2 separate regions of the Homo sapiens genome follow, and region 1 is linked to region 2. A link is a loop called in an ENCODE intact Hi-C map of the cell type or tissue named here. Cell type or tissue: CD14-positive monocyte. All regions are shown on one strand. Each heading gives the region's core, and the rest is flanking DNA. Links, peaks and the distances in the headings are about the cores only.

Region 1 (16,310 bases), core at 3,959-11,958, 170 kb after region 2:
GCCCCCTGTCCTCACCGCCTGCCTAGGGCACTTACCAGTGACACCCCGAGGGCTGGTGGAGCATGGGAGCCCCCTCATGTGGCACTTAGCCTCAAGTGTAATGTCGACTGTTGGTGAGGATTCTTGGGGTCAACCATGGAACAGTTTATTTTCCTTGGAAAAAAACTGGAATAACCCATAACACTTGGGTTTCCAGTTGTCTGTTTTGCCAAAGCCTTTTCCTTTTTTTGTTTCTAATGCGAAATCATCATTGTTTTCTAAGTATCTGTGGAGGGAATGACTTGAGAGTGAAGAGTGTGAAGTTTGCCGCTGTGGTCACTGTCCTTGGTTTCTGTGTCTGGGTTAGTGTCACTGACCTGTAGCTTTGGCCCTGCAGACCGGGGAGCTCTGCACAAAGCCATCAGCCTCGAGCACGCTGTTCACATCATCGAGGAGACCCAGCTCTTCCAGGACTTTGAGCCAGTCCAGACCCTGCTGCTGTCTTCAAAGAAGGTAAAGTGACGCAGGCAGCTGGACCGGGGGCTTCTCCGCTCGGTGGCTTTGATTCTAGGTGACAGGAGAGTTGGCAAGCTGGAGTCGGGCTCCTGGGCAGGCCCCTCTGTCTGTCTGCCCTGGGTGAGCCAACCTTCAGAGTTTGACACAGAGCCATTCCGTGAGCTGTGGGATCTGAATTGGGGAAGGCAGGAAGGCAGACCTGGGGAGACGGGACTTTCTCTTCGAAGTTGCTGGAATGTCATTGAGTTGTTGGTGCAGCTTTACAGGCTGTGGAGAGGTGGGCACTGCTCCATGAAGACACCTTTTTATGCCCTGAGCTTGGGGGGTGTGCAGACTGCATCTGTGGGATATGATAGTGATACAGCTGACTCGTCACCGTGGAAAATCCACAAGAGAAGTGGTTCGTCTCATCTGTAAAGCTGTCTCCACCTGTGGCTGAGACTCTGGTCTGGCCTGCAATACTCCCAAGCAGCCCTTGGCAGGGGTGGGTGGGCGGGCATCCACGCTGGCCTTTAGGGGGCTGCCTCCCTGGCCCTGGCTCCTAACGGGACCTCCAACCACCTTGTGGGATCCAGGCCCAGTCAGTCCTCTCCTCCCTCAGCTGGGAGCAACAGGCAGAGGAAGAGGGCCCCTGTCTGGCCGGGTAAGATACCTACCCTTGGCAGGTGCGTATTTGCAAACACCCCTCCAGGTCTTCTGTCCTCTTCCCTCCCCTGTATCCACAAAGCTTGGGAGCCTGGGTCCTTTTACGTGGTCACCTCCCCTCTGCTAATGGAGAGTTCTCCCTCAGATCTGAAAGGAAAAGAGAATGAAATAGCCTGAGCAAGTTATAAGCCACTGGGTACTGGCATCTGTTCACCAGCCTCTCGGTCTCCAGGACACAAAGGGAGCCCTGGAGATTTGAAGGGTCGACGCTTTAGCCACTGTGGGGCCTCACCCCAGCCTCGTTGTTGAAAGAAGGGGACCCAGAAGCTCTTCTGGGGCCATCGTGCTGTTCAGTGGCCTCAGCCAGACTGGGCAGGCACCTACAACATCTCTAAAATGTGGACTTCTCATTAGAATGAAGATTGGGCCCCTGGTGTGGACATTCGTGAGAATGACACTCTGTTCCAAGGGTCACTTAGGGACCCAGGCTGGTGGAGGCTTCCAGGGCACATGGGCACTGATCCTCAAAGGCAGAAGGGGGTAGGAAGAGGAGGGCCGCACAGAGGGGGTTACGGGTCAGTGCCCACCCGCCATCTCCCAGAACTCGGTCACATGGCCACACCAGGGCAGCTGGCCACACAGGGAGCCTCGCGCCCAGGAGGAGGAGCCAGTGGGTTTGGGGAAGCGCTTGCTGGTCCTACTGGACCACCCGACCCGCCTGTCTCTGTAGGAGCCTCCATTCGTGGGGACGTGGCTTAGTTGCCTGGACAAGCGGAAATACATCCTGCCTGCCGTGGGGTCCTGTGCCTTCTCCTTGGGCCTCAGTAGGCTCCAGGTGGGGGTGGAAGGCCCAGCTCCATGGCCATGGCAGCAGGAAGTGGCTGTTCAGTGGTAAAAAGACTGTGCCGCCTGACCCCATCAGGCTCTCTCACGGTGATCAGCAAATGGAGAAACGGCCAGTACCACGCCCTCCCCCTGTCCTACAGCTGGGGAGGTGCGCTGTGCCTCCACCCTCACCTCCTCTCCCCTGATGACAAGCATGGGGTTTTGCTTTTTATTTTGGTAAATACACATCAGATGAAATTTGCCGTCTTAACCATTTTTCATTGTGCACGTCAGTGGCATTAAGAACATTCACGTTGTTTTGCAGCCATTACCACTGTCTGTCTGCAGGGTGCTTTTCATCTTCCCAAACAGAAGCTTTTTACCTGTGAAATACAAACTCTTCATTTTCCCCTCCTCCAGCCCTGGGCAGCCGCCATTCTGCTTTCTGTTTCTGTCTGGGTACCTCATATGAGTGGAATCACACAGTATTTATCCATTTGTAACTGGCTTATTTCACTTAACATAAAGTCCTCAAGGTTCCTCCCTGCTGTAGCAGGGGTCAGGGTTTTCCAAGGCTACATACTCCTCTGTCGTATGTGAATACCGCATTTTGTGAGTCCCGCATTTTGTGTGTGCGTTCATCCCTTGATGGACACGGTTGCTCCCACCTTCTGGCTTCTGTGAACAGTGCTGCTGTGAACGTGGGTGTGCAGATACCTCAAGTCCTTGCTTTCCATTCCTTGGGCGCACACAGCAGATGCGGTTTGCTCGGCCCTCTCTGAGCCCACCGAGTAGGCTGTGTCTGTATTTTCACCAGGACTCCTTGGGATGCTGAGCTACAGCTAGCGTGGCAGAGGGCAAGGAAGGCACTTAGACAGCTCAGTTGCCTCTGATCACGTCCACCGTCACTCCAACCTGCCCTCGGGGTCTGACGCGCACACACAGCAGCAGAGACAGAGATGGGAGCATGAGAGCTGCCTGCAAGGGGACAATCCTCAGGCCCAGGGAAGGCGGAGACAGGGGGCGTCGAGGGGCAGGAGTGCACAGGACAGGCTTGCTCTCAGCGGGCCTCACTCATGCTGCCAGGTGCCTGGTCAGGCTTTTTTTCTTTGCCTTTAAAAATTTTGTCTTGAAATAATTTTAAATTTACAGAAGAGTTTTGATGATTGCACAGAAGGATCTTGAGCGCCCCCACCTAGCTCCACATGTCCGATGTCTCACATAGCCAGTGTGCATTTATCTGAGCCAAGGTGCTGTCATGGTGCAGTGCGTTACCTGAACCCCAGACCCTGGACCCTCCTACCTCCCGCCCACCACATTCCTGGCTCAGCACCTCAGGTTGCACTGGACACTGCATCTCCTCGGCTTCTGCTCTGTTCCTGCCTCCCTGACCTCAGCACTCCTGGAGAGGAGTAGTCTGGTGTTTTGTGGTGTGTCTGGTGTATTCTTGTGATTATCTTGGGGTCGTGGTTTTAGGGGGAGCACCAAAGAGGGCGCTTTCTGGGGATGGGGCATCTGTATGACTCGCACCAGCGTGATGACCTTGGTCATTCTGTCCAAGTCACCACCGTCTTTTTCCATGTCGAGTGTGTCGGGGCATGTAGTCCACACTGGGGGTGGGGGAGAGTGAGCCCCACCTCCCAGGGGAGTCATGTGGGAAACCCCCACAGTCATTCATGCTTATTTGCAGGGACAGACTTGGAGGCTACAGAAATGCCCTGTTCTCCCACCCACTGACATCCACATCGACCAGTGGGTCCTGCCTGCAGCAGTTACAGCTGGCTGTCCTGACGACCAGTTCCTCCTTCCCTGTCCCCTCTTCCCTTCCACAGTCATCCCTTGGTCTCTGTGTGGCGTCGTTTAGTTTTTACAGCTTAGTTTCATTTGGGCTGCAGCCCAGCCCCATCCGGGAGAAGCGGAAGCTGGGGCTGAGTCTCCCGCAGGGTGCAGGAGGTGGTCTGGATCCCCTTGGGACAGGCCTTGCCCCCCAGAGCCCACCCCACCCTCCACAGCTACCCTCAAGCCTCTCTTTGGGGTGAGGAGTCAGGCGGGCCCCACTTGGCCACCCAGGGCACCCTGCTCTGCACTGCATGGTGTTCACGCCACCTCGCAGGTGCCCCCCGCGGGACCCAACAGGACCAGCTGTCCCTTGGAAGTTACCCAGCTTGGCTTTGCTGCCAGAGAATGTTTCCGCCACCTCCACAAGCCGCGCGATGCCCGAACTGTGATCTGGGATGTCATCCTCAATCCTTCCCACAAACGTGGCTCACACATGGCCTCATCTGCCCAGGTCTCTGCTGCTGCTGCTGCTGTGAGGCCAGCGGCGGGCCAGGTTCCCTCTGCTGTGTATTATCACAGTTTCCATCCTTGGGGGCTTTCCCTTTCTCTCGTGGGTCTGTGTCCGCACAGCTGGATGTGTGGCCTGGGGCTTCCTGTATTGGCATCAGGGCCTGTGATCTTCCAACCACACTCTGAAGTTGACTCCGAGCGTATCCTCTGAGGATGAAGGTCGTGTTTCATCTGACTGTAAACCACTAAGTCATGTGTAAATTTGGGAATCTTGTATTGTTAACCAAAAGGTGTCCCCAGGCTGTTGAGGCAGATGCCCTGGGCAGAGGCTAGAGAGCGCGCTCCACGGGCCACCTCCAGGTCTGTTGCACGCCCCCGAGCTTCAGGTGGGTGCACTGCATGTGGGGCACCCTCCTTCCAGCTGAGTTCCGTTCAAAAGCAGTCAGCAGCCCTGGATGCCTGTGTGCTGGGCACTGCTGGTGCCAGGTGGGCTGATGGGATGGACCTGAAGCTGGTGTCACTGGGAACCAAGTGTCCCAGAAGGTGGGAGAGTCTCACCTGCCCTCTGCTGTGGGTGTGGCTGCTCTGGAGCTCGGAGGTTGACTTCCCGTCTGTGAGCTCTTCCCTTTTACATATAGATAAGTGAAAAGCAAAAGGCATTGTTCCTTTTTTATGTTTTGTATCACGATCTCCTCATCCTTTGCATGTCGTCCGTTTGGCATCCCTGTTATGTTAGGCCTCTGCTGGATCCAGACCCTCACGAGAGGCTCCCCGCCCACAGGTGCTCACATTCTGGCTCGGGGGACGAGGTTGGGCTTCGAGGTGGTGTGCTTCAGCCTCTGGCTGCAGCCCCTTCTCACCTATAGTGAGGCCGGGAAGATGACCGGGAGTGCCAGGCTCATGCATCCTCTGCTGCAGGGAGGAGATCTGGAGGTGGGGACTGAACAGCCTCCCCACTGGCTAAGAGAAACACGTGCAGAGAAGCGCTTTGCTGGAGGGCAGGCACCTGTGGGTGCCCAGACAGGGGAGAGAGGGATTTGGACCTAAGGCCCAGTGAGCCCTGACATAGCACGTGGATTCTGCAGGAAGGTCACAGACCTGCCTTGTTTGCCTCTGGTTCTGAGTACCTCTCCTCCTTACTGCAATGTCCCCTGAAGGTACACTCTGGCTGCTTCCCACACACTGGTGCAGAAGCAGAGGCCATGCTCCTGGATGCCTGCTTGCCTGATGCTAGTTCTTCTCTGTCTCATACACGCAGGGCAACAGGTTTGTCTATGCTGGCTCTAACTCGGGCGTGGTCCAGGCCCCGCTGGCCTTCTGTGGGAAGCACGGCACCTGCGAGGACTGTGTGCTGGCGCGGGACCCCTACTGCGCCTGGAGCCCGCCCACAGCGACCTGCGTGGCTCTGCACCAGACCGAGAGCCCCAGCAGGTATGGGGCGGGATGCGCTGCCTGGGGATGTCCCCCATGTGTGTGGGTGAATAACACGTGCCGGTTGTTTTGCAGGGGTTTGATTCAGGAGATGAGCGGCGATGCTTCTGTGTGCCCGGGTGAGTGACTCCTCGACGTCCCATTTCCTTTGGGAGTGGCGAGGTCTTGTAGCCATTTCACGGTGCTTCAGTTCTGTGGCATTTGTGTGTGTTTTGTTTTTCTTTCTCCACTCGGAACAGAGGTCAAGTGTTCTGTAGCAGACTCGTGGTCTTCTCTGTCTTTTTTTCTTGCCGAAAGAGTACTTGAAGCCACTTAGAGTGTATCTGCTTACTGGGAAGCAGTCTCCTTCCAAAACCATCCTGTTTTCTTTCTGCTTAGCTTGGGGCTCATTAAGCAAAACCTAAGCCTGTTATAAATGGGGAGAAAGGAGCCCATGAGTGATTAATCCTCAGGCAGTGTAAGGGCTGGGGTGGTGTTTCCCCTGGGGCTCCCACCTGGGATTCACCCGCCTGTGGATGTCTGAAATAGCACCACACCCAGAGGGAGGGGTGGCATCAGGCCAGATGCCCCTTCCCCAGCAGCCACCTTCCAGGGTGCTAAAGGCAGACTTGACCCTCAGTTCTGTGTCTTCCTGACCCTGACAAGACAGCTGTCATCAGACTAAGAAAGGTTTAGGCAGCTGGGCATGGTGGTACACGCCTGTAGTCCCAGCTACTAGGGAGGCTGAGGCAGGAGGATTGCTTGTGCCCAGGGGTTCAAGGCTCAGTGAGCTTATCATGCCACTGCACTCCAGCCTGGGGTGACAAAGTGAGACCCAGACTCTAAAAAGAAAACAAAAGCTGGCCGGGCACAGTGGCTCATGCCTGTAATCCCAGCATTTTGGGAGTCTGAGGCAAGAGGATCACTTGAGCTCAGGAGTTCGAGACTACCCTGGGCAACGTGGTGAGACCCTGTCTCTACAAAAAATACAAAAATTAGCCAGGCCTGGAGGTGGTCACCTGTAGTCCCAGCTACTCTGGAGACTGAGGTGGGAAGATCCCTTGAGCTGGGGGGGTTGAAGCTGCAGTGAGCTGTGATTGCACCACTGCACTCCAGCCTGGGCAACAGAGCCAGACCCTGTTTCAAAAAAAAGAAAAAAAAGAAAAGTTTAGGCAGGAGGAGAGTGCTGAGATGCACTGAAAGGCCAGTCTTCCTTGCAGCCATTAGCAGAAGCGTCTCGTGTCTGATTCAAAGAGCTGACACTAGGCACAGAACTGGCCTCTGCTCAGCTTCCCCAGCCTGACGCGTTTTCTTCTGGGACACGGGTGAGAAATGGGATTTCTGCTGCTCAGAGCTGCCTCCAATTTCTTTGTCCCCATGGGCTGTCATCCAGGGCTCATCTTTGCTTTTTGGTCACGCATGTCTTTATCTCCTTAGTTGTTCTGGAAGATTCCATGTTGCTACAGTGGGTGAAACTCTTGCGTCATCTTGTGGGTATTTTAAAGAAGTTGTTAAATAGCAAATGGGGATTGTTGACGCTGTGCACGTTTATTTTGATGTTCCAGATAAAAGTAAAGGAAGTTACCGGCAGCATTTTTTCAAGCACGGTGGCACAGCGGAACTGAAATGCTCCCAAAAATCCAACCTGGCCCGGGTCTTTTGGAAGTTCCAGAATGGCGTGTTGAAGGCCGAGAGCCCCAAGTACGGTCTTATGGGCAGAAAAAACTTGCTCATCTTCAACTTGTCAGAAGGAGACAGTGGGGTGTACCAGTGCCTGTCAGAGGAGAGGGTTAAGAACAAAACGGTCTTCCAAGTGGTCGCCAAGCACGTCCTGGAAGTGAAGGTGGTTCCAAAGCCCGTAGTGGCCCCCACCTTGTCAGTTGTTCAGACAGAAGGTAGTAGGATTGCCACCAAAGTGTTGGTGGCATCCACCCAAGGGTCTTCTCCCCCAACCCCAGCCGTGCAGGCCACCTCCTCCGGGGCCATCACCCTTCCTCCCAAGCCTGCGCCCACCGGCACATCCTGCGAACCAAAGATCGTCATCAACACGGTCCCCCAGCTCCACTCGGAGAAAACCATGTATCTTAAGTCCAGCGACAACCGCCTCCTCATGTCCCTCTTCCTCTTCTTCTTTGTTCTCTTCCTCTGCCTCTTTTTCTACAACTGCTATAAGGGATACCTGCCCAGACAGTGCTTGAAATTCCGCTCGGCCCTACTAATTGGGAAGAAGAAGCCCAAGTCAGATTTCTGTGACCGTGAGCAGAGCCTGAAGGAGACGTTAGTAGAGCCAGGGAGCTTCTCCCAGCAGAATGGGGAGCACCCCAAGCCAGCCCTGGACACCGGCTATGAGACCGAGCAAGACACCATCACCAGCAAAGTCCCCACGGATAGGGAGGACTCACAGAGGATCGACGACCTTTCTGCCAGGGACAAGCCCTTTGACGTCAAGTGTGAGCTGAAGTTCGCTGACTCAGACGCAGATGGAGACTGAGGCCGGCTGTGCATCCCCGCTGGTGCCTCGGCTGCGACGTGTCCAGGCGTGGAGAGTTTTGTGTTTCTCCTGTTCAGTATCCGAGTCTCGTGCAGTGCTGCGTAGGTTAGCCCGCATCGTGCAGACAACCTCAGTCCTCTTGTCTATTTTCTCTTGGGTTGAGCCTGTGACTTGGTTTCTCTTTGTCCTTTTGGAAAAATGACAAGCATTGCATCCCAGTCTTGTGTTCCGAAGTCAGTCGGAGTACTTGAAGAAGGCCCACGGGCGGCACGGAGTTCCTGAGCCCTTTCTGTAGTGGGGGAAAGGTGGCTGGACCTCTGTTGGCTGAGAAGAGCATCCCTTCAGCTTCCCCTCCCCGTAGCAGCCACTAAAAGATTATTTAATTCCAGATTGGAAATGACATTTTAGTTTATCAGATTGGTAACTTATCGCCTGTTGTCCAGATTGGCACGAACCTTTTCTTCCACTTAATTATTTTTTTAGGATTTTGCTTTGATTGTGTTTATGTCATGGGTCATTTTTTTTTAGTTACAGAAGCAGTTGTGTTAATATTTAGAAGAAGATGTATATCTTCCAGATTTTGTTATATATTTGGCATAAAATACGGCTTACGTTGCTTAAGATTCTCAGGGATAAACTTCCTTTTGCTAAATGCATTCTTTCTGCTTTTAGAAATGTAGACATAAACACTCCCCGGAGCCCACTCACCTTTTTTCTTTTTCTTTTTTTTTTTTTAACTTTATTCCTTGAGGGAAGCATTGTTTTTGGAGAGATTTTCTTTCTGTACTTCGTTTTACTTTTCTTTTTTTTTAACTTTTACTCTCTCGAAGAAGAGGACCTTCCCACATCCACGAGGTGGGTTTTGAGCAAGGGAAGGTAGCCTGGATGAGCTGAGTGGAGCCAGGCTGGCCCAGAGCTGAGATGGGAGTGCGGTACAATCTGGAGCCCACAGCTGTCGGTCAGAACCTCCTGTGAGACAGATGGAACCTTCACAAGGGCGCCTTTGGTTCTCTGAACATCTCCTTTCTCTTCTTGCTTCAATTGCTTACCCACTGCCTGCCCAGACTTTCTATCCAGCCTCACTGAGCTGCCCACTACTGGAAGGGAACTGGGCCTCGGTGGCCGGGGCCGCGAGCTGTGACCACAGCACCCTCAAGCATACGGCGCTGTTCCTGCCACTGTCCTGAAGATGTGAATGGGTGGTACGATTTCAACACTGGTTAATTTCACACTCCATCTCCCCGCTTTGTAAATACCCATCGGGAAGAGACTTTTTTTCCATGGTGAAGAGCAATAAACTCTGGATGTTTGTGCGCGTGTGTGGACAGTCTTATCTTCCAGCATGATAGGATTTGACCATTTTGGTGTAAACATTTGTGTTTTATAAGATTTACCTTGTTTTTATTTTTCTACTTTGAATTGTATACATTTGGAAAGTACCCAAATAAATGAGAAGCTTCTATCCTTGATTTGGGGAAGACATTCCTTAGCGGAGGCTGTGCAGCCTCCCGCCCCTGCATGGCCCAGGCGGGACAGCTGGGCTCGCTCTTTTCTGTCCGTTTCCTGCTGTGTTTTGCCCTCTCTGGCCTGTGACGTGCTCCTGGCGACTTCTTCCTCAGTGCCCTCTCTTTTCTGTCCTCTCTGTCTCACAGCCTCGTCTCCTAAGCCCCTCCCTCCTCCTGGCTCCTCTTCCCTGTCCTGTCTGGGCCATGTGGGGGACAGGAGGCTTTCCTCTCCCTGGACCCCCTGGCCAGCCTCGGGTGCGGGGCCCGACAGCAGCTCGAGGGTCTCCTTGCTGCCGCCCTTCCTGAGTGACCAGGCACAGCACGTGCACGCCCTGGGGAACTTCTACCTCTTCTGCCAGGCCACAGGTGAGTTGGGCCCTCTCTGTCCCCTGTGCCCTGTCCATCTGTCTCCTCCCACAGGTGGGGGGCGGGCGGGGGCATCCTCCACATCCCTCCACATGTTCCTTTACCTTCCTTATCTGTCCTGGCTGCGTCCCTCGGGTTGAGCCGTTTCACGCTTTCATTGTGGGTCCATCCCGAGGGAAACTGTAGACAGTGTGAAGCCACTTCTAGTGTACAGGGGTCAACCAGTGTTTTCTGTAAAGGGCTAGATATTTAGGCCTTGTGGGCTGCAGGCTGTGTCACAGCCACTAAGCTCTGCTGTTGTATTGTAAAACCAGCCATAGTCAATACACAACGAGTGGTCAGGGCTGTGTGCCAGTAAAACTTTATTTATAAAAATGCACGGTGGGCCAGATTTGCCCCAAAGGCCCCAGTTTCCCAACCTGTGGTATATAGGATTGCTTCTCCCTTAAAAAAAAAAAAAATTTCAAGAGACAGGGTCTCCCTCTGTCACCAAGGCTGGAGTGCAGTGACACAATCATAGCTCACTGCAGCCCCTGCCTCCTGGGCTTAAGCCATCCTCCTGCCTCAGCCTCCAGAGCCAGAGTGCTTCTATTTCTGCTAACAATTTGGAGGTTGATATACGTGGTATTTGGAAATTTTAAAAAATTAAGAGCTTCCAGAATGGGAGTTGTTTTAATGACTTGCTTCGTGGTATTTAAAAGCGGAAAAGATTGGCGGGCATAATCCCCCTGCTTTGGGAGGCCAAGGCAGGAGGATTGCTTGAAGCCAGGAGTTTCACAGCAGCTTGAGCAACATAGCGAGACCTGATCTCTACCCAAAAATGTGAAAAAAACTAACCAGGCTTGGTGGCACGTGCCTTGAGGATTGTTTGAGCCCAGGAGTTTGAGGTTACAGTAAGGTATGATGGTGCCACTGCACTCCAGCCTAGATCACAGAACAAGACCCTGTCTCAAAAATCATCATCATTATAAAAACAGAAAAGATTGAGAGTCTAGTGTACTCCTCTGGGACCTGGAGGCATTTGCCCTGGATTGGAAAATACTCGGATGGGATATCTGCTCTTGAAAGATAGTAGATGTCCAGAACCACACTTCAAAGATGTATCCTGTGCTTCAGGCAGTGCGTGGTAGCCCTGGTGGCCCCTGTGTTGTCATCTGACTGATCAGTAGATACAGAAAGAAAGGAAGTGGCCTGTTAGAGCCTGCCCCGGGGGAGGGATGAAGTTAATGAAGAGGAAAAGCAAACCCAATTGCTCTCTTTTTAAACATGTTAAACACACTGTCAGTAGCTCCTGAGAGTTTTAAGGTGCTGCCCTCTCCTGTTAAACAAGCTCTGAGAGCCCCAGGTGGCCCATGTCTGCTGAGGCCAGAATGTCCCTTGGCAGCCAGCACTGGACAGGAGAAGCTGCCGGTGAGCATGGAGCACTGTGGAGACGGAGCTTTGCTAGGCTGGCTTGTGTGGTTCCTGCCCTCCACTGGGTGCTACGGACCAAGGCTGTGCTGAGCCCCCTGTGGCCGCTCTCACAGCTGAATGGTGCTCCTCGGCCAGCTAGTTTGCCTTGGTGCAGGCATCCCAGAGGACTTCATGTCTCCATGGAGACTGTGTCCTGTCGCAGCACTGGGGTCCTTCAGGCAGACTCAGGAAGCTCCTCCTCGGTGGGGAGGCTGGGAAGCGGGCGGGTCTCTATGAACTGGCCGTGGACCCAGGGCTCCTTTGCGGGCAGATGCAGGCAGGCTGTATGGTCAGGCAATGTTGGTTGGTTATTTATTTATTTATTTTTGAGGCAGAGTCTTGCTCTGTTGCCCAGGCTGGAGTGCAGTGGCACGATCTTGGCTCACTGCAAGCTTCGCCTCCCAGGATCAAGCGATCCTCCTGCATCAGCCCCCCTAGTAGCTGGGATTACAGGCACACCTCACCATGCCCAGCTAATTTTTGTATTTTTAGTAGAGACAGGGTTTCGCCATCTTGGCCAGGCTGGTCTCAAACTACTGACCTCAGGGGATCCACCTGCCTTGGCCTCCCAAAGTGCTGGGATTACAGGCATGAGCCACCATGCCCGGCTGCTGTTACATTTTTAAATGTGAGGCTCCAGGTGTACCCCCTGTAGCTAGGCAGGCATACACACAAGCCCCTGGGGTCAGCAGGGAATGAAAGATGGGTGCCCAGGGAGAAGGGACATCACTGTTACAGCAACAGAAACCACCCCAGATATTTCAACCACAGGGCATTTAACACAGGGAATTGGTTACAAAGGTGATAGAAGGGCTGGGAACAGTGGGAAGGTGAGGTTTCCATTATCAGCCATGGGCAGGAAGAGTGAAGTGTCAAACACTCAGTCTCACTTGCTGTGCCACCGAGGCTGTGGCCGTGTGATCTGCAGCCTCTCCCTGCCCGCCACACTGCCTTCACTGCTGGAGGTCCTACTTGAAGCCACAAAAATGTTTCTTCCTTCCAACTTCCTGTCTCCTGTCAATGACTCCCATGGCCAGACCTAACAGAAAGCTGGCGGTCACAGATGGATATGGGGAATGTAGCTGTGGGCTTGCAGCAGTGTGGCCAGGAGTAGTGTGTAGAGGGTAGGGGAGCTGAGGGAGGAGGGCAGTCCTTTGCCAGTGCTCAGGATGGACTGAACAGATTGAGAACTGAGGCCCCCAGCCCTCCGCCACCCCCTTTTCACGTGGTCTTTACTTTCTCTCCAGAGGCATTTGGCCCCATCTGGGACATTCTCGTTCACTTGTTCCACTGAGGCCACAGCCTGCGAAGGCTGTGAGACCTCCCCAGGGAGCACCAGCTTAGGAGAGAGTGGCTTCAGCCTTTTCAAGGGTGGGCCGAGGCCAGGGCATCATGGGCATGCCGTGAACTCAGAGGGGCTGTGGCTGTGAATTTCCCGAGTAGGCTCCAGGGTTCTGTTGGGGTCTGTAGATGCTTCCTGCGACAGAGGCCACAGTGTGACTTGCAAGTCCCAGAGACTTTCCTGAGGAGAGTGAGTGCCATTTTCTGCCTTGTGGGCCAGGAATGAGCCATTCCAGGTGAGGCCCAGAGCCTGGAGATTGCAATACAGTGCACTCAAGGCACAGGCCTACCGCTTCTGCCTGTGTCCTCCCCCAGCCACCCAGGGCAGGGCTGCTTTGGAACTTGGCTGGGTTTTTCTTTGCTATAATGGCTGTTTTCGTGGTAGCTGTCACAGTGGTTTGGGGGCTGTCTGATTAAAGGGCTAGCAAAGTGTCTTTAGAATATGAAACTTAAGAGGACATTCGTGGCATCTTCAGTTCCCCATGCTGCGTCCTGGTGCCTGTAGCTCTGCTGGGTGACCCTGTGTCTTGGGGAGCGTCTCACCCCCCAGAGAGGGCTGACTGATGGAAGGTCAGCTGGTCAGGGTTGCACTTGGGGACTGGGTCTGCCCCAGAGCTGGTGGAGGCCCATGTGTCACCCAGGAGATGTCCCCACCTGCCCCAACACTTGGCCAGTGCTCAGAAAGTGGCCCCAGGGACTTGGCCATCCAGGAGAGGTGAGGGCCCTCTGAGGCCAAAGCGCTTCCTGAAAGGGGATCGGGGTGGGTCTGCACAGGGGAAAACATAGCCTGTGGTGTGTGCAGAGGCTGCCAGGGCACAAGGGCCCAACGTGGGGTGCGGTGGAGGTGATGTGGCCACGTGGGCGGAGTAGGGCGGAGAGGCCTGTGTCCTGGGGATGCGAGAGCTTGAGGCCTGGTGGTGGGGTGGAGGCCCACCCTTGTCCTGCACCCAGGGGCCTCAGTGCCCATCCAAGGGAGGGACAGGGCCACACCTGTGGGCCTGTGTCAGGAGCTGGGGTGGGAGATTGGCCACCAGTGCCACTCTCCACCTAGACACATTTCATCCCTTCTCCACCACAGTTCTCGCCTCTAGGAAGTGGAATTATCAGTGGAAGATGATACGGAAAGATCCACTGATGGCCCTGGCACAGGCCAGCCTTGTCCCTGGGGCAGGATGGGACGGTCCTGAGAAGGCCCTGGGACACCCTAGGGGTGTCATAGTGGGAACTATGCCTTTGCAGTGCCCAGGTGAGACAGCACATGGTGTCACCCCAAGCATGGTACCCTGGGCTCAGTGACAAGAGGGGTGGGCAGGTCAGGACTGCACTGCCTTGGGGCCCGTGCCCTGGGAGCCGCTAGCCCTATGATCCTGAGTCCTGGGGGACTGAGTGCATCGGCAGGGCCTGGAGCAGCTGGGAGTGGCCGACTGCCTCAGTGTGCACTGTGGCCGCACAGGAGGGACAGCGGCCTTGAGAGTGTTCAGAGCTGTTGCACAGCCATCCTGCACCGCGTTGGCCCTGGGATGGACTGCTGTCTAAGCTTTGTCATGCGGCTAGCAATGCACATTTACTATAGTCAGTCACCCTGGTACCAGCCGTGAAGGACGGGCAGGGACACACACACCACACCCCAGACACACACACACCCCCGACACACCACACCCCAGACACCACATCCCAGACACACACCACACCACACCCCCCCACACACACCTCAGACACCACACCCCCGACCCACACCACACCCCATACACACCCCCGACACACACCACACCCCACACACCCACCACAGCCCAGACACACCACACCCCAGACACACACCACACCCCCCAGACACACACCACACCCCCCACACACACCACACCCATCACACCCCCCACACACACACCCGACACACACCACGCCCCCCAACACACACACCCCACACACCACACCCATCACACCCCCCACACACACACCCGACACACACCACGCCCCCAACACACCACACCCGACACACACACCCCAACACACACCACACCCCAGACACACACCACACCCCAGACACACACCACACCCCAGACACACACCACACCCCACACACACCACACCCCACACACACCACACCCCACACACACCACACCCCACACACCACACACATACCACACCCCAGACACCACACACATCACACCCCCCCACACACACCTCAGACACCACACCCCCAACACACACCACACCCCAGACACACACACCCCCCACACACACACCCCAAACACACCCCGACACACACCACACCCCCCACACACACACCACACCCGACACACACCACACCCCAGACACACACCACACCCCAGACACATCCCACACACATCACACCCCACACACACACCCCAGACACACACCACACCCCAGACACATCCCACACACATCACACCCCACACACACACCCGACACACACCACACCCCAGACACACACCACACCCCAGACACACACCCCCCCCCACACACCACACCCCAAACACACCCCCACACACACACCACACCCCAGACACACACACACTACACCCCAGACACATCCCACACACATCACACCCCACACACACACCCCAGACACACACCACACCCCACACACACACCCCAGACACACACCACACCCCAGACACACACCACACCCCAGACACACATGCCACACCCCAGACACACACACCCCAACACACACCACACTCCAGACACACACCAACCCCACACACACCACACCCCAGACACACACACCGTCACACACCACACCCCACACACATGCCACAGCCCACCCCACATACGCACCCTACCCCAGACACACACCACACCCCACACACCACACCCCAGATACACACCACACCCCCCCCACACACACCTTATACACCCCAGACATAACACACACCCCACACCCCAGACATACACACCACACCCCCCCACACACACCTTATACACCCCAGACATAACACACACCCCACACCCCAGACATACACATACCCCTGACACACACCACACCCCACCCCAGATACCACACACCCCACACCCCGACATACCCCTGACACAGCTCACCCCAGATACACACCCTACCCCAGATACACACCATACCCCAGACACACAACACCCCCCCAACACACACCATCCCAGTCACATGCCACACATCCCAGACACACACCCCACACGCCACATCCCACACACACACGCCCGACACACCGCACCCCAGACACACACCACACCCACACACATGCCACACCCCACACATACACCCCACCCCACACACACATCACACCCCTCACAACCACACCCCACACACACACCACACCCCACAAACTACATAGACTATGCTAGCCACATACCACACACCAGACACACACACCACACATGAGCATGACGTATACCGCACACATGCCATGCACTGTACCCCCCCACACACATCCCAGACACACATACCACACACACTACACAGACCACACAGCAGACATACCACACACCAGCACCACACC
Region 2 (16,310 bases), core at 4,430-12,429:
TTGAGCAAGTCCACTCCTAGTGCTTACCCAAGAGAAATGGAAGTCCTCTCTCTCTCTCTCTCTCACACACACACACACACACACACACACAGACTTGCACACAAAGTTTCATAGCAGCTTTGTTCCCGGTAGCCCCACACTGGAAACAGCCCAAGTCCAGGGCAGTCTATGGTCTATGATCCCCTCCCCCTGGGCCACTGCAACCTGTGTTGCAGCTCACCCACCCTAGAGGGCAAAGGTGGGGAAGTGCTGGGTGCTGCCGGTGACATCACAACAGCGTCTGAGCTGGGGATGACACTCCCCCTCTGCAGAGTCAGAACACCCCCACCGGGCCAGCCAGTACCTTCCACGCCGGAAAGCACTCCACCTCCACTACCTCCCAGCTGACCTTCCAGGTGAGGGATGCCAGGCTGACCCCTGGTCCTGGAGCTGTCCACCCTTGTGCCTCATTCAAATCCCATCTGTCCTTCCAGGACCACCTCCTCCAGGAAGTCGACTCGCTGACCCCAAGCCACCTCTGACCTGCCCGTAGCAGGCATGCCTGCTCCCTCCTAATCATGTCTGTCCTGCACAGCTGGGGTTTCCTTGGTTTCATTTTAACTAACATTAACTGACCACATCTTAGGCCCCAGACTCTAAGCTAAACACTTGAAGTGCATTTCCTTATTTAATCCTCTCACAACCTGCCACATGGCATTAGGGTCCTTATCTTACAGAGGAGGAAGCTGAGGTGAAGGGAGGTAAGGCACACGTGTCCCTAGTCAGCCAGCTGTTTCATCAAGATTCAAACCCAAGTCAGGGAGGGAGGAGGAGCAGGTGCCCCAAGGGAAGGGGGAAGCTGCTGCCAGAACTGGGGTAGGGGCAGAGGCAGGTGGCATCAGGGGCTCTCAGCCAAACTCAGCTCCCCAGGGGGACAGAGGCACACCCGGAGGGCTTGGCGGGAACATCAGTAGCGTGCCCAAGGGCACCCACTTCCCAGGGCTACTCCTGCATGGGCAGGACACGCCAGCAACAGCAGCCTGGAGGAGTGGGGACCAGTGACCCTTCTTCAAATTGCCAGGCCTCAGTGTTCTTCGAAAACCCCAGAGGGGCCTGTGGTAGTCCTGGAAAGCCAAGAGCTGCTGGGCCAAACTTATTTGATCTCAAAAAGAGAAGAAATGTGTAATTTCCAGCCCTGAAAGGTTGTGGAGCACACCACAAACACCTGTCATAGCTGTGTGAGTATCTTTACTTTTCAGGCATGCACGGTTCATTTCGTTTCTTCACTGAGACTTGACGGAGGGCCTTGGTATGTCAGGAACATCTTTAGTGTCTGGGGAACAGAGGTGAAAAAGACATAAGGTGCCCACTTGTGCAACTGACACACAATAAACACAAACAAGAGAAATATCAGGGAGTAGCCACTGAAATGCAGAAAGTTAGGGAGTGAGTATCCTCGGGACACACCAGCTCCTATGGGTGGAACAGTACCCAGGGTGTCTTGGGGTTTCCACGTGAAGGAGCAGGGAAGTGCTCGGTGAGGTCCCTCAGGCTAGCAGGGCCTGTCCCGGGAAGTAGGAGGGCAGGGAACTGGGGAGGAGGCCAAAGGAGAGACCGGCAGATGCGGATGGCCTTGGAGTCCATTTCCAGCACCTTGGCAGGCTATCAGAGGGTTTCAGCAGGAGAATGGTAAGACTTGACTTGGGTTTTTCAAAAATCCCTGAGCATTTTCAAGAATGCCTGAGCTGTTTTAGAGACTGGATTTGGGAGTGGGGAGCACGAGTGGACTCAAGGGCCAGGTGGGGCCTCCTACAGTGTCCGGGGAGACAGAGGGTGGTGGCCCAGGGAAATGTGGGGACAGATGGGGTCCGGACACATTTCAGAGTTAGGGAACAAGATATACTGAGGGATTGGAGAGAGGAATCAAGGATGACTCCTGGGCAGAGGCGGAGTGGACGCCCACTCACCAGCGACTCAGGCTGAGCGGGGCTCTGCCCTCCTCGCCTCCCTGCAGCTTCTGGGTGGAGAGGCTCTTTCTCCCTGCTCTCCCCTTCTTTCCACTCTTCTGAAGACACAGCTCAGCTTGCATCTGGTTGCATGCAACAGAAATGGATTCTGGCCCACTTCCAGAAGAAAAGGATGTGATGGAAAGAAGTGGGTTGGGGTCAGGCTCAGAAACCCCAAGAGAAGCTCCTGGGGAAGGGAGGGGCTAGGGCTGCTGGGGTCCCTGAAGCAATTGCTGATGAAGGATCCCTTCTGCTGTGGAGGTAAATCTCCAGGAAAGGCCTGAAGTCCCCAGATGGCTTACTGGAAATCCACACTTCCCAGAAAGTCCAACTGGCCAAGCAGGATGTCCTGTTGTGACAGGACATTTCACCCACAGTCTCACTCACCAAGATTAACGGTGAGAAATGTCCTGTGCGAGAAGTCAGAAGAGGGAGCAGAGGCTGGGGCCACCAAAGCTCGCAATACAACCCGCTCTTGGCTCTATTTTCAGATGTTTTGGGTGTGAGTCCTGGCTCCAGAGCTGTGTGATGTGGCCAGACTACTTATCTTCCCTGTGCCTCAGTCCCCCATCTGAGAACATGGAGATAATAGCAATGTCTACTTGATAGAGATGTTATCAGAATTGAGTGTAAAATAGAAGAGTTTCTGGTATCAGATCAATGCTCAATACGTGTCCTTGTTATTACTAATTATTGTATAACTATGATTCCTCTTGGACAAGCAGGGACAGAGGATCTTAGGGGAAGGAAGCCAAGTAGGGGAGTCAGAGGCCACGTGAATTCCCTCAATGCAGAGGGTCCACCATGTGCCTGCTCAATGGGGAACTGACCCATGACTGTCTTTAGGGATGGGTGGGAACCTAGAATGCAAGTTCTCACTGAAACAATCTCTGGGCCAGTGAGTTTCTGGAGCAGCCAGCACACACCTGCCTAATTCGTGTTAGAGCTAAGCTCTACTTATTACAGCCCATTTCTGTGGTCAGCATTCTCAGGTGCTTCTGTGGCAAGATGCTCGCTCAGCACCTGCCACACAGTGGCAGAGAAGGTAAGAAACCTGGACTCGCACCACCCCCCAGAGCGGAAACAAGGCTCCCTGCCTCTCTGGTATCCCAGGGCTCCAAGCAGGAGTGCAGGGCTGGAGGAGGAGTGAGCAGGTCCCAAGGCTAGGGTGAAGAGGGCTTCCGGAGAAGTGGACAGCAGGGTAGGGGCTGCAGGAAGGACACAGGGCTGAAAGGGTGGCTGCAAGACAGCACAGGGCAGTGCAAAGAAGGAGATGGAGGCTGCCTGGGCTCCCTGGGAGGGAAGGAGATGGTGGTGGGGCGGGCCTGGGGGCAGCTGCAGCCCTGTCACACCTGTAGAGATGAACAAAGAAAACCACTTTAGTTTGTTAATGTTTGAAGGCGTCCTCAAGATGAAAAAGAGTTAAGAGTTACTATTAAATACTGTAATTACGCGTTTCAAAAGCCCTCAGAATAGGGAATGAGGAAAACAGCTCTACACATCACTGTGCATCTGCGTGCAGGTTAATGCCTGCTGACAAGGACATTTCCGCTCCTCATCTGGGAGCAGGCCTTGACTATAGTCATCCAGGTTCCCAGCTCACCTGGGCATATTAGCATATTAACCTAGGAGAGAGAAGAGACAGGGCTGGGGCCCCTTCTGGTGCAAGACAGAGAGATCCTTCTACAGCCTGCACCCTCATCTCAGAGGGACAGCCCGTCACCTTTGCCCTACGGGAGGAACTCACACAGCCAGCAGGGGACAGACCCTGGCCTGATCCCACCCCCTGCCCACTCTACCTGCCCCCTTTCCAGATCACCCCAGCTGAGAACATCTGCACTAAGGCCATGGCTTTAGTGCACATCGAAGAGCACCCGGGGGGAATACATTTCCAGAATACATTTCCTAAAAGATTGCACAGGTTACATACATCCCGTTGCAGTGACACAAAGTCCTGAGGTGGCAGGGTCCTGACTGTTCCCTGGACTCATGGCAGTGACCCCCAGTGGCCCACACCTTGTGTCATTCCCTTCCCTTCCATGTCAGCAGGACCTGAGGCTCACTTGTAACTGATAAAGCAATGCAGAGGGGACGGGCTGTCCCTCTGAGATTAGGAGCGGGATGTAGAAGGCTCCCTCCGGCTCACATCATCAGGAAGCTCCTCCAGGTGGCCTTGCAGAACAAGCTGTGCAGTGAACTGTCCACGGAGAAGACCGCCTGGCAGAGCGTTCTCCGGCCCACAACCAGTGAGAAGTTGATAAAAAGATCTTTCAAACAGCTTTATTCCCCTGAATTTGAAGTCAGAGATAAAAGACACAATCCTGCTGGGCACAGTGGCTCATGCCTGTAATCCCAGCACTTTGGGAGGCTGAGGAGGGTGGATCACAAGGTCAGGAGTTCAAGACCAGCCTGGTCAACACGGTGAAACCCTATCTCTTCTAAAAATACAAAAAAAAGAAATTAGCTGGGCATGGTGGCAAGTGCCTGTAATCCCAGCTACTCAGGAGGCTGAGGCAGAGAATTGCTTGAACCCCAAAGGCAAAAGTTGCAGTGAGTGGCGATCACGCCACTGCACTCCAGCCTGGGTGACAGAGCAAGATTCTGTCTCAAAAAAAAAAAAAAAAAGACACAGTCCTAGGAGAAACAAAATCTACCAAAACTGACCCACACACACAAATAGAATACATGAATAGCCCTTTACCTGATAAAGAAATGAAATATATAATTCAAAACCCTCCCACAAAGATTACTCCTTAAGAGATAAATTCTTCCAGAAAGTGGTAATAGAGGAAACAGTTCCCACTCAATTCATATGGCCTGCATGATTGTAATCCCTGAACCCAACAAGAATGTGAAGAGAAAGGAAAATTGCAGGCTGATCTCTCTTACAAACAAAGGCATAAAATCCCCAATAACATATTAGCAACCTGAATCCAGCAATTTATAAAACAGGGATAACAGATCATAACTAAATTGAACTTATTCCAAGAATGCAAAGTTGGTTGAATATTGAAAAATCAAAGTATATTGCCATATTAAACAGATAAATAATTTTTAATTATATAAAATCATTTTAATAAAGGCAGAAAAGTATTTGATAAAGTTCCAGCTATTCATTGAGAAATAAAAATAAAATCCTAAGCCCCACAACTGAGTGAATGGACCCTTTCTTGGCCAAGGGGACCCCAGGGTTAAAAACTTCAGTGTTATAAAGATGTCAATTATCTAGAAGTTGATCTGTAAATTCAATGTGATTCCAGTCAAATTTCCTGTGTGTGCGTGGGGTGGGGGGTGGGGGGAATGGGGTGTGTGTGTGTGTGTGTGTGTGTGTGTGTGTGTGTGTAAAAGCTGAGGGCCGGGTGCGGTGGCTCACACCTGTAATCCCAGCACTTTGGGAGGCCGAGGCCGGTGGATCGCGAGGTCAGGAGATTGAGACCATCCTGGCTAACATGGTGAAACTCTGTCTCTACTAAAAATACAAAAAATCAGCTGGGCGTGGTGGTGGGACCTGTAGTCCCAGCTACTCCGGAGGCTGAGGCAGGAGAATGGCATGAACCCGGGAGACAGAGCTTGCAGTGAGCCGAGATCACACCACTGCACTCCAGCCTGGGCGACAGAGCAAGACTCCATCTCAAAAAAAAAAAAAAAAACTGAGTTTCCGGCCATGACGGGATGAGAGGTCAGACCCACCTGAGTATGCCCCCTTCCTTATTAATCTTTAACCAGAATTATTTCCTAAGGAATAAGCAGAAACCAGCTCTGGAAAACAAGAAACAGACAATCATTAGCCAATCACCTCAGGCCTCAATCAAATGATCTCTTGCTTTTGTGCGTTCGACACAGCTGACAAACATCCCTTTCTGAAAACTGACCACCATCTCTTGACTAATTTGGGTCAATTTACGGAGAACTCTCAGTGAGAGTTTTTTTGTTCTCCATTTCACCTTTAGACATCAGAGAACCTAAAACTCCATCCTTGGATGGTGCTAACACTGCCCATTTTAAATATGTGACCAGTGAAGAGGTGTGAAGCTCAACTGTGTATTTTTACCTTTCATGAATATTCGTGACTCCTCCCATAGCGTGCTGAATATGCATACTTAGCCAGCCGGTTCAGCATGAATTCCTGACTTACTCTTCCCTCCCTCCAAGCACTTGCTCTCGGTGTGAAGGCTGTGCTTCCCAGCCTGCAGGATGGCCGATCTACGGGCTGCAACCCTTTATGAGAAATAAAGCTCTCCTTTCCAAATTGATGAACCTTGTGATTCTCTTCAGTTTGCATCATGTTTTTTTTTTTTTTTAGAAATCGTAGAAAAGTGGAAGTAGGACAGTTCCTTTAACTGATAAAGGGTAATCATAAATGTGTATTTAATGGTAAAATGTTGAAATCCTTTCTTCTGGGATTGGGAGGAAGACGGATGCCACTCTTGGCACTGGTGATCAGCACTGTGCAGAAGCCCATAGCCAGAGAATGGCAAGAAAAGGAATAAAGGGTGCAAGGATTGGAAAAGAAGAAATGAAACAATCAGTAACGTGAGTAGTACGATTGCCTAGGATGAAAATCCAAGAGGGTCGATGGGAAAATTGTTAGAATTTGAAAGTACGTGTAGCAAGTTTCCCAGATAAACATCAAAATTCAGAAATCAGTTATACATCTTCATACTAGCAACAAAGAGAGAATTATTTTAAAATATATCATTTATGATTATACCAAAAATATCAAATGCTTGGGAATAAACTTGATGAAAGATGTGCAAGAGTCTATACAGCAAAACATAAAACAACATTAAGAAATTTTCAAAAGACCTAAATAAATGAAGAGCTATACCATGTCTACGGATGAAAAACTTCAATGTTATAAACATGTCAATTCTCTAGAAGTTCATTCATAAATTCGGTGTGATTCCAGTTAAATTTCCATTATGTGTGTGTGTGTGTCATGTGTGTGTGTGAAACTTGACAAGCTGATTCTAAAATACATGAAAATGGAAGAGCCAGGACATTCAACAAGGTTGGAGGACTTGTTCTAGTGGACATCAATTTATGATATACGCTCAAGAATTAATCCAATGTGATATTGGCTCAAGGATAAAAAAGAAAATCAGCCAATGGAACAGACTAGAACACCCAGAATGATATCACAAAAATATGATAGTTGATTTCCGAGGAAGGTGGTCCCACAAAGTGGTGGGGTCTTTCCAAGGAGTCCTGTGGAAACACTGAGATCAGATATGACCCTTGGCCACTGCCTCCCACAATTCCAGGTACACTGAGAATCTATTTGTAAAAGGCAAAACCCTAGAGCTTTGGGTTACTTTTAGAAAGTAATGTAGAATGTCTTTGAGACTCGGCAAAGACTTCTTAATCTGGATGTAAAAAATTCTAACCATCAAAGAAAATACTGAGAAATAAATATTTCTCATAAATACTACATTGAAATGAAAAGTTGTATGTATCGAAAGAGACTATGAAGACAGCAAAATGGGCAAAACTAAATAGTAGTGTTTAGAGATGGTGCTGAGAGGGTAGGGTAATAAGGGAAGTGGGAGGGGATGACCGTTCCCAGCTGAGCAGCTGGAGGGGGATGAGGAGCTCGACAGGCAGGGGGCACCAGAGAGCAGGAGAGCTCTCGAGGCTGGCCACATGCAATTTCCTGAACTGAGTGGTGTTTATATGAAGGTTTGGTTTATAACAATTAACTAAGCCATAACTCATATGTTTTCTGAGCTTTTCTGAATAGGTAGCATATTTCACAACAGAAAGAAGTAAAAATACCTACATAAATATTTAATTATTTTAGAAATCCACTTGGACAGTTTAAGTGGATTGGTTTTTTGAAATGGATGGTAATGATATGTGAGCTGTGTATTTTTTTATTCATTATTTTTTGTGAGGAGACAGGGTTTCACTCTGTCACCCAGGCTGGAGGGCAATGGCATGATCTCGGCTCACCGCAGCCTCCACCTCCTAGGTTCAAGTGAGTCTCCTGCCTCAGCCTCCTGAGTAGCTGGGACTACAGGCATGCACCACCCCACACCCAGCTAATTTTTCTGCTTTTAGTAGAGACAAGGTTTTGCCATCTTGGCCAGGCTGGTCTCAAACTCCTGGCCTCAAGTGATCCGCCCGCCTCAGCTTCCCAAGGTGCAGGGATTATAGGCGTGAGCCACTGCACCTGGCCTGTGAGCTGTATTTTTTTTTTAAAAAGAAAAGGCTCTGCAGGAGCTCATGGAGGAGAATGTGCTGTTTCTTCAGGCCACCCTATTACACTCGGGAAAGGTGCTCATGCAGCAACTCAGATTCAGCACCTGCATTTAAAAGCCTCTTGCCTCATTTATGTCTGTCTGCCTGGTCTCTGCAACGACTTTGCTGAAATAAGCATCAGCTCATAAAGTCAAACATGCCTATTCATGACTGCTCCACCCTGCGCCGTGCAGACCGCGATGAGACACCCATGTGTCCTGGAGATACAGCTCAGCAAGACACAGTGACAGGGAAAGTCATCTGACGAGGGGAGTTCTTTTCCTTCATGTCTAATTCTTCCAGTCAGGTGGCAAAATAGTCAGTGAAGAGGAACAACACAAAATGAAAAATTCCATTCTGCACAGTGGAAAAATTCAGTGTTTTCAAGGACACTATGACCAAGCAGGCCAAAGGGTGCTGAGCAGAAGCAGAAGAGCCCGTGGGAGCTGGGAATAGCCAGGTTGGTGAACCAGTGGACACCCACGTCTCTGCATGGAGACCAGCCTTCTAGGAACTGGTCCAGTTGTTTACTGTTTGGGGCAGTCAGATGTCCCTGAAAGTAGCTCTAAAGCTGGGAATAAAGGTCCCAGAGCAAACTACTCAGTGAAGAACCCCCTGAAAAATTAACACAGAGAACAGCCTTGCTCAGCCCCTATGTGCAAAATGACTTGGTGAGCTTCAAGAGCAAGGGATTGCAAGGACTTGGCTGATGGTTCCATGATACTTTCATCATCTCCAAAAGCCCAGTGGCACACACAACCACAAGGCTCAAAGAACAAAGCCAACGTTTACTTGGCTCTGAGTTCAAATTATTTTCCAAGCATTGGGTAGAGGATGGAAAATAAATATTTAATTTTCCTTTATATTTTAAGGGAAATAAGCATTCATGAAAGTTACTAGAACCTGAGATAACAATGCATTACGGGCCAGGCACGGTGGTTCATTCCTGTAATCCCAGCACTTTAGGAGGCCAAGGCAAGTGGATCACCTGAGATCAAGAGTTTGAGACCAGCCTGACCAACATGGTGAAATCCCGTATCTACTAAAAATACAAAAAATTAGTTGGGCATGGTGGCAGGTGCCTGTAATCCCAGCTACTCAGGAGACTGAGGCAAGAGAATCACTTGAACCTGGGAGGCAGAGGTTGCAGTGAGCCGAGATTGTGCCATTGCACTCCAGCCTGAGCAACAAGAACAAAACTCCATCTCAAAAAAAAAAAAAATGCATTACATAGGGAAATCATTGTTTAGATTTCCCTTGCTATAGAAGAAACTGACATCATAGTTCCTTTTAAAGTGTAACCCTGAAAAAGACTGGCATCTGTAACAATTTAAAATATAAAAAAGAAACATATGTAACTTTTTTAAAAAGATATACAATAACAAGTGTTGGTGAGGATATGGGGCAACTAGAAACATCGCACATTGCTGATGAGAATGCAAATTGGTGCAGTCACTTTGGAAAACAGTTTGGTAGTTTCTCTGAAAAGTTAAATATAAACTTACTGTATGAGCCAGAAATTTCACTCCTGGGAATCTATCCCAAAAAAATAAAAACATTCATCCACACAAATATTTGTACATGAATGTTCATGGCTTCATTATTCATAATATTATTCGTAATGTACTTGTCAAGTCAAAGCAAAGGAAGGCATGTGCAAATTATAAGATGATTGTAATTATAAATTATAAAGTGATTATGATCTATTTAAAATATACTTTTTAACAAGGATACAAACATGGGAAGGGAAACTCCCCATTGATTTTAACTGAAGTGATACCCAAGAAGGAGGTGCTCCATGAATACGGATGGCAAAATCATATTTAGGAATATCAAAACATGATTTAGAAAATCAGACAGAAAATATACTGAAGAAGAGTTAAAATAAGTAAGCAACCATCTCTCTGGGGATAAATAATCTGAAAGCTGATATTTCATGGAAACGCTTGGGAACTTGTCTGGCCAATAAAATCTTGAGACGGCAATGGCTGTGGTGACATGACTGACTATGTTTTCTAGGAAATAAAGAAGAGTAGACTGACATATTCGGAAGAGAGGAGGAGTAAAGAAGGCAAGAAAAAGAAAGAAAGAAAGAAAGAGATAGAAAAAAAAGAAAGAAAGAAAGAAAGAAGGAAAGAAGGAAAGAAAGAAAGAAAGAAAGAAAGAAAGAAAGAAAGAAAGAAAGAAAGAAAGAAAGAAAGAAAGAAAGAGAAAGAAAGAAAAGACAGGTTTAAAAAGACAGAAAGAAAGGAGAGGAACGAGCACAGTGACTCACACCTGTAATCCCGGGACTTTGGGGGACTGAGGCAGGAAGATCACTTGAGGCCAGGAATCCGAGACCACTTTGGACAAAAGGACAAGACCCCATCTCTTCAAAAATAAAATAAAATAGCCAGGAGCAGTGGAGTGTGCCTGTGGTGCCAGCTACTCGGGAGGCTAAGGCAAGAGGACTGCTTAAGGCCAGAAGTTTGAGCCTGCAGTGAACTGTGATTGCACCACTGCACTCCAGCCTGGGCAACAACGCAAGACCCTGTCTCTTAAAAAATAAATAAATAAGAAGCAGAAGAGGAAAATGAAAAAAGAAAAATAAAATAAACGCTCTACAGAAGTTTGCAACAGCAAAATAAGTGATTGCAATAGCACAAGAGACAGCAGGGTTAAGGTAGATGGAATGATACTATATTCACATCTTATACTTTATGTGATGTGGCACACCATCACTTTATGTGGACTGTCTTTCCAGGATGCCATGTACAGGCATGCAAAGCCTTTGGTTGAAGGTAAGGATGCATATTCTAATTCTAATGTTTGTATCCCCTGTAGGTCTATTTCTATATTGGGTTGTTTCTGCTTGTTCTTATTAATGTTACCTTGTCTCCTCCTGTGTTTGACTAATTTCTATTCCAGACATTGTATTTGAAGTTATTTCTAGAAATACTTTGAGGCCTAAAAAATTTTCATGACTTCTGTAAGTCTCCTGGCCAAGAAGCAACCTGGAATTACCTAACTTTTTTTTTCAAAACTTGAGAGTTTCTGAGCCCCCAGATGTTTCAACACCAGGCCACAGTCTATTTAAAGTGGGCTTTGTTTTTGTTTTGTTTTGTTTTGTTTTGTCTTTACCTCTGATTCAATGTTACTCCAACAGTGTGGCCTTTTAGGGTTCCAGTCCAAAGCACAGGAGATCACCATGGGTACCCCCAGGCTCTGGCACTCCAAACTCCCCCCACATTCTTCCAGGATGTCAAATGCATTGCTGGAACACTCAGCCATCTCCATAGCAAAAGTGACCCAAGTTCCAGGCTCATGTCTCTGAACTTCTGTCTTCTCTTGCATCTCAGTCGTGGAATTCTTCACATCCTGGCTAGCTTTCTGATGCTTTCAAGCAAACTTTAAAACATACCTTTTCCAGCTTTCCTATTTGCCTTCAGCAGAAGAACTGGGTTGAATTACTTAGTGTAGCATTGTCAGAAAGTCTCCAAATCAAATCTTAATGTTTTAAATATTGGGGGTCTGTGATGGCAGAAAAACACCCACATGAAGAGATAATAGAGTTTAATTAGTAAATATAAATTAATAATATGTTTTAATACACATAAATGTAAGTTAGTAAATATGTGCTTTGGACTGGAACCCCAAAAGGCTACACTGTTGGAGTAACATTGAATCAGAGGTAAAGACAAAACAAAACAAAACAAAATCTAGGCTGATAGTGCAGATGTATTTATTCATTGATTCATTCATTTATTCAACCTCTCACTATGAGCCAGGTAGAGTTCAAGGGATTTAGAGTATATCAGTGAACAAAACAGTTGAGGACGCTCTCACGACTGCATGTCACTGGGACAGGACATAACCTGTACAATCACCTTTAAAAGGTACTTTGGATGTGTTCTCCAAGACACAGACTCACATGCATGCTTCCTAAGTGCACTAAAGCTATGACCAGAGCGCAGGTGTCTCCAGCTGTGTGATCTGGAGAGGGAGGCAGGTAGGAAGGGGGCAGGGCTGGGGGCAGGCTGGGCTCTGTCCCTGCAGCTGTGGCAATCCCTTCTGCACTGGTGAGGAGCAGCCCAGCCCTGTCTCTTTTCCCTCCTTGGTTAATATGCTAATGTGTCCAGGTGTGCTGGGAGCCTGGCTGGCTTAGGAGGTTGGCAGACCCTGTCGAATGCCTGCCCTCACAGGCTCCATGAGAATGCTCCGTGCTTTCAGCAGGAAGTGTTACTCTACACTCACATGCCAAGGGGCCACCCTCTCCGACTCATCAACTCGCTCTCCCAAGGGTTTTTTGGAACACAGGTATTGCCTTCAGCAGCAACCCTGAGCTTTCTCCATCTTGAAAATTTCTTCAAATGTTCATAGGCTGTAGCAGTTCCGTTGTTCATGCTCTCTTCGGTGAGATCAAAGGGCATGTGATTGGCCAGAAGTGGGGAAAGAAGCTCTCAGTCCCTGAGGAGCTCCAGGTGGCTGACTGCCCTCAATGTCCCCATGTGCCATGGCCCAGCCAAGAGCATATTCTCTTGGTGATATCAGTTGAGTCCATGGGCAGGCCGCCTGCTGTCTCCTCTGCAGCTCCCTCCCATCCTGTCCTCCAAGAATCTCCCCCTCAGTCCTGCCTGCTGTGCCTGTGTGTCTTTAACTGTGCCCTGGGTATTACTTGAAAACCTGCTTGTAGACACGCTCAGAGGCCGAAGATAATAACACTTTCCTGAAGAGAGGACTTGTCTGTGCCTCTGTGCTGGCCTTGGTTCAGTTTCAGGGACTGCGATGGTCCGGGCCGCGCAGGCGACAGAGAGCTGGGTTGCAGGCGTGGAGCGGACCCTTGACTTAGTGAACTTTTGGAGTTCTTTTTCTGCACCCACCAGCCTTCGACCAGGTCTGGTTACTGCTGACTCCAGGATTCAAGGCCACGGTGGAAAAGCAGATCCAAGGGCTAGATGAGCTTCCTGGGTTCCAACCTTCTTCCAGACCTTGGCTGGGTGATTTTTCACCAACCTGATCACTTTCTGATGCCCTGGAGCAGCACACCGTATTTTATATTGTGTGAGCTTTTCTAGTTCTCCTCTGTAGGACAGTTGATCTAAATTACTGCATCCACCACTATCAGAGGCAGAAGCTCTATGTTCTTTATGGAGAAAGCTTTCAAATAATGCAGAAGCGTGCCCACAGGAAAAGTGAACATTGGCCCTTCCGGCTCACTGCCAACCCATTTCTATGGGGAGCAGCTGCTGCAGTTGGTATGGAGTCTCTGTGTGTGCATACATGCATAGGTTTTTATTCCTCGACTGAACAATCTCCTCACCATGGGAGGACCAGGGGGCGTGACAGCTCCACTCTGGGAGTTGCTGCTCCCTGACGACCATCAGCACTCCCGGCCTCTCTCAGGACCGTCCCGTGTGGCTCGCCATCCCAGGTGGCCCTGCCCCCACCCCTTCTCCAGAGGATCTGGCAGCTGTATTTTCATTCCAAGGTACCTGACCTAAAAGTGTATTGGCCGCATGTTGGCATCTGTCCTGACACAGGGAAATCTGTCAGGGGAGAAACAGACTTGTCCACACTGCGTGATCATCCTCTGTGTTGTGCCATTTTGGTTGCTGAGGACAGGAAGGCAGGCAGACGTGCCGCCTCCACGGGGATTTTTATAGCAAGGCCTGAGGGCTCCAACGCCTCTTCGGCTGGCTGAGGCATGCAGAGGGATTTCCAGGCACAGTGTGTTTTCCAGTGCATGAACAGGAGCAAGTGCTGCCTGAGATGGGCGGCCAGCAATAGTGGGAGCCTGTCACGCCCTGTACACCTGCATCCTGTCTGGTCCCCGTTTTAACAAGCACAAGTATTAATGGCTTGGCCTTAGCAGGTGCCCTGGGAGGCTGGGGCAGGTTGAGGTCTGAGCAGTGCAGCCAGCCTGTCACCTGACTCACAGCCCCCATCAGCTCTGCTTTCAGAGCAGGGACAGTGGCTGTCACACACATCGCAGAGCACAGGCCAGCACTGTCTAGCTCTTGGGGCCCTCAAGGCTTACAGCAACAATAGAATTGTCTCTTCACTTAGGATGGATTTGTGCCCGTTTCTCTCTCCATCTCCAGACACGCTGGAAACACACACATCAAACAGGGCCAACTGAGCCTTCTGTCCCCATCTTCACTACTGAAAGAGCTTTTCAGCTGACTTTTAAAAAAAATTCTTCACTATCACACACATGCATTCACACATTTTTTGCGGATCTGGAGAAGTGTTGGCCGTATGTAGCTGTAATTTGAGAGAAGGATATCAAAACACAAGTCCATGGTTTTCTCCGTATTGCCTCATGACAAATTATGTGTTACACATATTTTGTGAACTTCCTTAAATCCTTCCTGGAATGAAACAGGTGTCTTAGTCTGCAATCCTCCAAAAGCAGGCCCTGATGCAGGTAGCTTTTTGGAAGGTGGGTCCAAGAAGCACAAGTGAGGGATTAGGGGGCTGAGCCAGGGAGAGGTGAATGGCTTCCAGGATGCATTCATGGGCAGGTGACTGTGGGTGATTGGCCTCAGTCCCACCACAGATGCTCTGAGGACCTGCATGGAGAACTCCACTGAATTGTCCCTGTGGGTGACAAGCAGCCTGCCCAGGGTAGCCAACTGCCCTGCACTTCCCTGTCACACCAGCCTGCATGGGACGTCCCCGGGGACCAGAAAAGCTCTCAAGCAAAGAGACTGCTGCTGTGCTGAGATGCGATGCTGCCCACCTGCTGCAGCTGTAGAACCCAGGCAGGTTGCAGGGATTTGGGGAGGGGGACCAGCAACATTGGTTTGCTGGGCTGTATAGAAAGAAATGAGACCACAAATCAAAGAGCCTTTGAAATGACCTGTTTGTTTAAGTATGTGAGTAATTGACCCCAGTCTTGTCTCCGGGCCACGGTAAGGGCATTCAGGAAGTCCCTCCTCACATTCATACCATCGGGTGAGAAGAAGGCAGGGCTCGCCTCCAGCAGGGTCTGCTGTCAAGCAGGGGGTCTTCAGGTGTCTGGGAAGATGGGCTCCAGGGGCAAAGGCAGCAGCCACCCCCTGCACAGTGAGAGATGGGAAAGGGTAAGATGACCTCCTCCGAGAGAAGCAAGACAACTCTAGCCAAGAAAGGAATCCACAGCCTCTCCCTTCTGTGGCGTCAAGGTTGGCAGGTGTGAAGGGGGGCTCTCAAAATATTAGAGTGTTAAGACAGACTTCCAGTTAAAAAGTCGTAGGATAACCATGGGCTCCCTCTCCAAATGTCCCTAAAATAAGCATACAGGACAAAAAGATAAAAACCTACCTATACCCAAGCAAGGACATGGATTCAAATATGTGAAGAACTCCTGCAAGTCAGTAAGAAAAGGGCAGACATGCTAATAGAAAAATGGGCAAAATATTTGGATAGTGCAATGGGTATTTTTATGGGTCCACTTGACTGAACCTCAGGGTGCCCAGATATGTGGTCAGGCATTATTTCCAGGTGTGTCTGTGAGGGTGTCTGGAAGAGTATTTAAATTGGTGGACTGAGGAATGCAGGTGGCCCTCCCCAGTGTGGGTGGGCAGCATCCAATCCATTGAAAGCCCAAATGGAACAAAAAGGTGGAGGAAGGTTGAATTTGCTCTGCCTGCTTGAGCTGGGACATCAATCTTTTCCTGTTCTCAGTGCTCCTGGTTCTCAGGCCTTCAGAATCTTCTGAAATTCCTTCTGGAATCTAAACCATCAGCTCTCAGGCCCTCAAACCATACCATCAGCTTTCCTGGGTCACCAGCTTGCAGATGACAGATTGTGGGATTTATCAACCCCCATAATTGTGCAAGCCAGTTCCTTATAATAAATTTCTTGTAAAAGACTTGTACGAGGCTGTTCAGAGTACAACTGCACATAATCGCTACAAACTGAAGCAATTCAAATTCCACCCTCAGTAGAATAGATAAGATATATTGAAATACAAAAATATAATCACATATTAGGTAAATTATATATTATTAATTATATATAAACCATGTATATAAATTATGTACAATATATGCATGAATAAATTATATATTATATAGAATATATGATATATTACACAGCTATATCATTACATTGTGTTGTATA

What was found. A loop is a pair of places that touch in the nucleus more often than their neighbours do. Peaks named below come from ENCODE experiments on the same cell type or tissue, not always from the same donor. Only the 100,000 strongest peaks of a DNase experiment are listed, where the experiment ranks them.
Region 1: it touches region 2 in a loop (3.0-fold over the local background); 31 of 110 quality-filtered maps call a loop at or near these places.

The regions. Positions count from the first base shown.
Region 1 is chr9:89,370,549-89,386,858 of GRCh38, reverse strand. SEMA4D (semaphorin 4D) reads left to right here. Exons shown (of 16, transcript NM_001371194.2): 13 at 377-492; 14 at 5,513-5,685; 15 at 5,761-5,804; 16 at 7,230-9,624. The coding sequence ends at 8,155. Among named protein-coding and RNA genes, the nearest start is that of SECISBP2, 60 kb to the right of the region's middle. RefSeq lists enhancers at 10,824-10,933, 13,632-13,701 and a silencer at 11,404-11,463. In CD14-positive monocyte, for the core only: a CTCF peak has its summit at 7,152; a DNase peak (open chromatin) is centred at 7,138; H3K4me3 peaks cover 913 bases; H3K27ac peaks cover 5,412 bases.
Region 2 is chr9:89,540,506-89,556,815 of GRCh38, reverse strand. LOC124902207 (a long non-coding RNA gene) reads right to left here and starts at 3,450. Exons shown (of 2, transcript XR_007061655.1): 1 at 1,947-3,450; 2 at 1-1,312. RefSeq lists enhancers at 3,014-3,103, 3,157-3,758, 6,724-6,893, 13,726-13,795, 14,226-14,285 and 2 more and a silencer at 13,976-14,115. In CD14-positive monocyte, for the core only: CTCF peaks have their summits at 7,403 and 7,602; DNase peaks (open chromatin) are centred at 7,575 and 8,435; H3K4me3 peaks cover 804 bases; H3K27ac peaks cover 343 bases.